Regions from separate parts of the Homo sapiens genome. Here region 2 is linked to region 1. Evidence: read pairs that join two places in POLR2A ChIA-PET (ENCODE). Cell type or tissue: Panc1. All regions are shown on one strand.

Region 1 (4,000 bases):
AGAGAGCCTCTTTCAGCTTCCACGGCTCAAAACTGAATACAAGTTAAAAATTTTAAAATTTAAAAAAAAACAAACTGGAAATTATGCCTAAACATGTTATGAAGAATGAACAGTAGTTGGAACAGTTGGACTCTAATCCTAGTGCTCCTTACACACACTATGTAACTTAAATAACTTAATCTCTCTTAAGCCTCTGTCTCCTTATCTATAAGAGAGAACACTTCTGTCCATCTCAAAAAAGTACTGCTGAAGATAACGTGAGACAGCATTAAATGTGAGGTTATCTGAGGATAAGAACTATTTACCTTACACCTCCCTGATATAGCTTAGCACTTTACCTTACGACAATCCAAACAGCTTTCTAGAGCAGAACTCTCTCCTGAGACTATGTGATCAGTGACTGCAGCAGTCAGTGCTTGGAGAACTTCCTGCAGGCTAAATGCTGGATAGGTTCATAGGAAAACTTAAGACTATTATATAAAATTCTTCAGTTATGAAAACTTGGTTACCTTTGTTTTTGTGGTAAAAACACAAAAGATCTACTCTCCTAGCAAAGTTCAAATATATGATACAGTATTATTAACTATAGTAACTAGCTACACATTAGATCCCCAGAGTTTTTCATCTTATAACTGAAAGTTTGTACCCTTTGACATGTGAGGTGATAAGACTGCGATAATAATCATTTCACAATGTATAAAGATATCAAATCACCATATCATATACCTTACATATACACAATCTTTATTTGTTAAATATACCTCAATAAAGCTGGGGACATTTTTTTGTTTTAAAAAAAAAAAGAAAATTTGGGAAAACCAAGAAATGTGCTACTGAAAAAAAAATTCTAAAAGTCAATGAAAGAGTCAACATTATTTTAATATAAGAAAAAGCTATTTTTCTTTTAAAATTTATTTAAAAATTTTAAAAGCTATTTAAATTTAAGCTATTTAAATTATTAAGCTATTTAAATTTATTTCCAGAGGAAAAAAAGACAAAAAATCACTTATCTGCAAAAAAGAAAAAGGAATGGAAAGTTGCTGAGTGTTTCCGTCATGTTAGTAGAAAACAAGCTATACAATACAAAAAGACTCAGACTGATAAACCAAACTGAGGTAGAGCCAGTGTTTAGCAGTAGCAGAAATCTTGGCACAAAACTTAGATCAATTTAATAACAACTTAGTGAGGGAGCAAGACAAAGATAAAGGTAAGTACAACTGAAGCAGGCTGATAAGCCATATGGCGAAGGTGATTATATGGCCCATTTGCTTAGGACAGTCCTCGTTTACACCCTTTGTCTGGATGTAATTATTAATAACACTCTCTTTCACTCAGAAAAAATGCCAGTTGGGATAATAAATTATATGGCCATCCTATCTATAATAATAATAATACAAGGCTAATAATGTTAATGTTACAGTAAAGGCACAATTCAATTCATTTGTGAAATGGGAATAAACAGGTCTGTACTCATCAAAACATCTTTAAGGTGAGATACTATGTGAAGTGTCCTAAACTCGCAAAAAAGTATATTAGATCAATGCAATGCTGTGCTGTGATGCTGAAAAGGCTGAGGGAAGGAGTGGGGAGATGGCAGCACTGGCAGTACCATCAGGCTGGAACTGAAAAAGGGAAGTGCAGACACACTGTCCTGTCCTAATTCACAACCCTACTCCCACTGCTCTGCCCCCTTCCGGTCTGTAACAATGTTTAATAGGAAATTCTTGTTGCAGTAAACTAAAAATTAATGAAACAGAAATTAGAAATAATTTTTAATAAAAAATACATAATTACCATATGGTCTGACTAATGAAAGCAAAAATAATTTGGGAAAGGGGCTAAAACAGTCATTAGTTGAAGCAGGGGTTGTGGCAACTCCCAGAAAAAAGCAAAAGGCACCAGGCACAGTGGCTCATGCCTGTAATTCTAACACTTTGAGAGGTTGAGGCAGGTAAATCGCTTGAGCCCAGAAGTTCCAGACCAGCCTGGCAACACGCTGGAACCCCATCTCTACAAAAAATATAAAAATTAGCCAGGCATGGTGGCTCATGACTGTATCCCAGCTACTTGGAAGGCTGAGGTGGGAGGATGCCTGGAGTCCAGGAGGTCAAGGCTGTGGTGAGTCATGTTCACGCCACTGAACTCCAGCCTGGGTGACAGAGCGACATGCTGTCTCAAACAAAAAAGGCAAAAGGCACTGGGTTGAATGTTTCGATGCTCCATACTATGAAATGATTTCAGAAGTTTTTGGTTCTTCATACACAGATCTCATACTACAGTCAGTTATTCTCAGTTTATAAGTAGGTTGCATTTAAGAGTATGTATCCACTAAGTGAAGCATATCTTTCCACAGAAACTATGTTATGGTGTTTAACTTCCTAGTTCACAAAATCCTATTTAATCTGTATATAACTGAACTATATACAACCAATGGTGTTTCTCAAATGGCCTATGACTAAGACAGCCTCAGCAAGAGGGAACCCCCAATAATAAATCAGAACTCAAGCATAGAGATTAGATAGTCTGGATGATAAGAAACAGTAGAATAAGAGAAAGCTGTTTTCTATTGTGGTTGCTTTGAGGGACAAGCAGATACATGACCACAAATGCTCTGGGAGGATCAGCTCTTATCAAATGTCATAAACAAAAAGATAACTCAACAGCAGTTGGTAAATGAACTGGAAAAGCAAGAGACAGAGAAGAAACTCCAGTAAATAGGTTACTATAATTGTCAGGACATAAGGACATAAGTACTAAACTAAATAAATGCTGGGACCAGGTAGAAGTTTCACAATTTAAGTAAGAAATATTCTAATATAAAATCATCAGATGTTTTCTTAAAATCTGTCTCAATAACTTGCACAATGATTCTTAACCATCTAGGTTACAGAACCATCTTACTTTAAAAACCAAAAGATCCTCCCCCACATAAAAAAGACAAATACAACCCTGCTTTATAGTAACTGAATGTCAATGACTTCCTATAAAACATACAAAGAAATTTTTAAGGTTGAACTTGGCAAAAGTAAAGTCACAAAATACAGGAGCAGAAAACAAGGTATCTTGCAAGAGCATCACAGTAGTATTTATATTTATAAATATTGTGCCTGAGATTAAAAGAACTGTAAAAATATAATGCAAAACTTTAAGATTTATCAAGGTACAAAGAGTAAGTCATGAACCATATTTTCAAAGACCTAATCATAAAAAAAGTAAGATTTGTAACTATACTGTCTACTCATAAAAGGTCAAGATAAAGAGCTTCTGGCTACTATCAGAGTCCTGAAAGTCTAGTGGTTCTCAAACTTCATCAGAATCACCCAGAGGATTTGTTAAAACGGATTGCTAGGTCCCATCCCCAAGCTGCTGATTCAGTAGGGTTGGGGTGGGGCTCAAGAATTTGCATTTCTAACAAGTTTTCATGTTAAGTTAATACTGCTTGTCAAGGGAGCATCAATTTATTTACTCCTTAGAGCAATTTCTTGGAACTACACCAACTCCATTTTCATCTACTTCTTTCCCTCCTTTCTCACTCTGTAAGCTAAATGAGAAGTATTAGGGTGGCCCTAACCTTTTTCTATTTAATATCTTGCTTCTAAAAGATGTATAGAGTGCCTATCTCATTTTGAATAATTTAAACTATAGTTACATATACGTAAACAAAGAAGAGGTAACCAAAATGACAAACAAGTATGTAATGCTCAGCACGCTTTGGTGAGTTGCTGAAGACCAAAATACCTTACACATACCCTATAAGATGACTTCCACCTACATAAGAATCTTTCTTCCAGATTCCTAATCAATGGCGTCCAAAATCATTACTTCCTGGGTCTCTTCAGATCAACAGACATCCACAATCCAGATATAAATTAAATTTTAAAATAGAATTTGCAGCTAAAATATAAAGACATAGTGGCAAATTTATAGGAAAAGATATTTTAAAAAGTTTAATCATGTCTTCCCTTATCAAAATGATATCTACACTTTCTGCCTCACTCAT
Region 2 (4,000 bases), 56 kb after region 1:
AGGCAGCGGAGGTTGCAGTGAGCTGAGATCGCGCCACTGCACTCCAGCCTGGGTGACAGAGGGAGATTCCATCTCAATAAAAAAAAAAAAAGAAAGAAAAGGAAACAAGAAAAGACACACAGATAGCACCTGGATTTACATATAGTAGTTGAAGCCATAAGAAGAGACTAATGGGCCAGGTACCGTGGCTCATGTAATACCAGCACTTTGGGAGGTCAAGGCAGAAGGACTGCTTGAGCCTGGGAGTTCAAGACCAACCTGGGCAATATAGGGAGATCCTGTCCCTACAAAAAATACAAAAATTAGCTGGGTATGGTGGCACATGCCTGAATTCACCTCCAGCTACTAGGGAGACTGAGGCAGGAGGATCACTTGAGCCTGGGAGGCAGAGGTTGCAGTGAGCTACAATGGCACCACTGCACTCCAGCCTGAGTGACAGAGCCAGACCCTGTCTCAAAAAACAAAAACAAAAAAAAAGAAAGAAAGAAAGAAATTTAAGAAACTAGGTTTCTAGATAAAACCAGAATTACAAGGGGGCATTGCTTCTTGGCCTTTTGGCTAAGATCAGGAGTAGAATTACAATTGGGGGAAAAAAAATTAGCAACAACTGAAACTTTACAAAACTGGAAAAAATGAAACCACAATTAACTTATTATTAATAGAAAGCTCAACCCTTTTCATGATAGCACATTTTTACAAGAATCACCATAAGAGAATGTCAGAAAAGAATCAGTCTTCATCTTCTCATTAGTTTAACACATCTTTTGCTGGAGCAATCTCAACCCCCAGTTACAAGGGACAGTGTATTTAACAACACAGAAAAGGGAAACCAATCATACTCTAAATAATCAAAGAAATAAAAACATGACATTTCACTGAAAATACCAAAGATTCTGTTTCAATAAAAACACTATTGGGCACTCAAAAACACAATCCTTCCAGAAAGCAATCTGTCAGTAAATACATACAAATAGATATTTTTTAAACCGTAAAATATACATATCTTTTAACTTAATAGTATGCTTCTAGGAAGCTGCCCTTAAAATCCACAGTGGAGAAAAGATTTAGGCAAATAAATGTCTACAACAATATTTTTTAAAGAAAAACTGAAAACTATCCAACAATGAGAATCTACCCAACAATGAGGAAATAATTTATATCTTCCATTCAATAGTTAAGAAAAAGCTCAGGATACGTTGGATTTTTAAAAGATGCAAAATTCCATCTAAAAGGATTGCAACTTGTCTTAGTCCACTCAGGTTGCTATAACAAAATACTTTATACTGGGTAATTTAGAAAGAACAGAAATTTTTTTGCTTACAGGTCTAAAGGCTGGGAAGTCCAAGATAAAGGCACCAGCAGATTCAGTGTCTGGTGAGGGCTCTCTTGCTTTACAGGTGGCACCTTGTTGCTATATCCTTACATGACAGAAGGGAAAGGCAAAAGTGGCTTTTTTTTTTTTTTTGAGATGGAGTCTCACTGTGTTGCCCAGGCTAGAGTGCAGCAGTGCAATCTCAGCTCACTGCAACCTCTGCCTCCAGAGTTCAAGCCATTATTCTGCCTCAGCCTCCCAAGTAGCTGGGACTACAGACATGCACCACCACACCGGGCTAATTTTTGTATTTTTAGTAAAGACGGGGTGTCACCATATTGGCCAGGCTGGTCTCAAACTCCTGACCTCAGATGATCCACCTGCCTAGGCCTCCCAAAGAACTGCGATTACCAGCATGAGCTACCGCGCCCAGCCCCCGTCTGGCCTCTTTTATAAGGGCACTAATCCCATTCATAAGGGTTTTGTCCTTATGACCTAGTCACTTCCCAAACGCTATAACTCTTAGTACCACCATCACCTTGAGGTTTAGGTTTCAACATATAAATTTTGAGGAGACACATATATTCAGAACATAGCACAACTACATAAAATAATACTACATATACATATAGAAAAGAACAATACCAAAATGGTTCTTTCTGAAGAGTAAAATTTGTTTTATTCTCTTGTCTACACTTGCATATATTTTCCAAGTTCAAAATAAGAGAACCTATGTATACAAGAGAAGAATAAAATAAAAATAACAAAGTACCAATTTTAAGAATTCTAAGATCTTTGAAAAAAATCACTTCTAAAACATTTTAAGTTACCGTATCTGGTTTAAAATGCATTAAATATTTCCTCTAGCTTAATTCTAATTTGGCTGTCTATCCTCGGGAAAAAGAAAATTAGATATATATATACATATATATATATTTACATATATATTTACATATATATTTATATATATATTTACATATATATTTATATATATATTTACATATATATTTATATATATGAAGGTTTATGCACAAAAGGTATGAACCAAGGCATTCATCCAAAAAGTTTTATGTAGTTACCTATGAGACACTGTGTACTATCTAGATACTACATGAGTACAAGGGCCCAATCCTTTTACAGCTTATATTTCTGTGGATAAGTACAGATAACAAGTTAATAAGCATATTAAAATGTAATTTCTGGTTGTAAGTATTATAAAGGAAATTAACAAAATACCGTGTATGTTTATCAGGGACAGCAAAGACAGAGCCTGCTCCTATAGGAAGTCACCAAAAAAAGTCCTGAAAAAATACAAAACCAAAAATATACTGCATCCAGACATGCAAAAAGATGAGAAGGAACAATCAAGATGTGGGAAACCTCAAGCGCCAGGGCCCAGAAACAGAGAAAGAGTTTCACATACTCCAGCAGCAGAAAGGAAGCTGGGTAGATGGAAATGGTAAAAACAGATGAAGCTACAAAGGTAGACAGGGGCCAGATCATGCAGCAATTTGCAGGCCAGCATAAAAGGTTTCTATTCTATCATAATTACATAAGCCTCTAAAGCGGGGGGAGAAAATTATCTTATGTGTACTTCTGAGATTAGACTGCAGAAGGTAAAGAATGATAACAAGAAGTTAGGAAGGTACTGCAGGAATCCCAGTAAGAGGGAATGGTAGCCCAGACCAGAGTGATGGCAATGAAAATAGAAAAAAGCAGAGAAACTCAAGACATAATGTGGTGGCTAGAACCCATAGTATTTACTGGCAGGAGGTCAGAATGTGGGCGATGAGGGCCCAGAACAATCAAGTATACCTCTTAGGACTCTGGCTGAATCATTACTTACAAAGCTAAAACTTAAAGTGTGTTTCTAATGACAAGGAATAGTTACATATATTATGAAGTATCCATGAGATGGAATATTACTAATGTTTGTGGAAGGCTTGCTTCTCTTTACTATCTATGAGATAATGGGCATGATACTTACATAGTCCTTCGGTTTCCTCAAATAATTACTACATATAATACCTACTGCTCTCATAGAGTTGTTGGGAGAATTAAATGTGAACCTATGAAAAACTTAACACAATGACTGTGTAAAGCTATCAGAATTCATAGTAATAATATCTCACCACCCAGAATAAAAAAGGTATTCAATAAATGTTTTGTAATTGAATAGACAAGCAGATAAAAGAAATGGTATAATATCCCAGGTCACCTGACTCAATCCCATAATCCTTCTACAAAACTATGCATTCTTCACCACAGGCAGGTAAAAAAAAAAAAGATTAACAGTTTCACAACCATTAGATTGTGAAATCAACTAAGTGAAACCATGAAATCCTCGTTAGAGATTTTTGGTACAAACTATACAAAAATGGAAGATCTATGCTGTCATGTCGATTACATAATTAAGTAACTACATAGTCAAGTAGATTAACTAGAATTATAGGTAAGTTTCTGAGTCACAAAAGTAATTGAAAAGTTTACTGGCCTACTTACAGGCTGATGAGTCAATCTGAATGCAATACAAAAAGAGCACACGACAGGGGAGACAAAGCAGCAAGAAAATATTAAAATAACGTCAAAAGTTAGATGGTGATAAGGTTTGGCTCTGTGTCCCCACCCAAATCTGACCCCCAACTGTAATCCTCATGTGTGGGGGGAGGATCCTGATGGGAGGTGACT

Evidence for each region. Peaks named below come from ENCODE experiments on the same cell type or tissue, not always from the same donor. Only the 100,000 strongest peaks of a DNase experiment are listed, where the experiment ranks them.
Region 2: POLR2A ChIA-PET joins it to region 1 with 6 read pairs; 7 of 35 experiments call an interaction of 5 or more read pairs at or near these places.

The regions. Positions count from the first base shown.
Region 1 is chr4:26,934,984-26,938,983 of GRCh38, reverse strand. The region is part of intron 2 of STIM2 (stromal interaction molecule 2); the gene reads right to left. Among named protein-coding and RNA genes, the nearest start is that of STIM2, 76 kb to the right of the region's middle. In Panc1, no CTCF peak of the experiment used is centred here; a DNase peak (open chromatin) is centred at 2,083.
Region 2 is chr4:26,878,931-26,882,930 of GRCh38, reverse strand. The region is part of intron 1 of STIM2 (stromal interaction molecule 2); the gene reads right to left. Among named protein-coding and RNA genes, the nearest start is that of STIM2, 20 kb to the right of the region's middle. In Panc1, no CTCF peak of the experiment used is centred here; no DNase peak of the experiment used is centred here.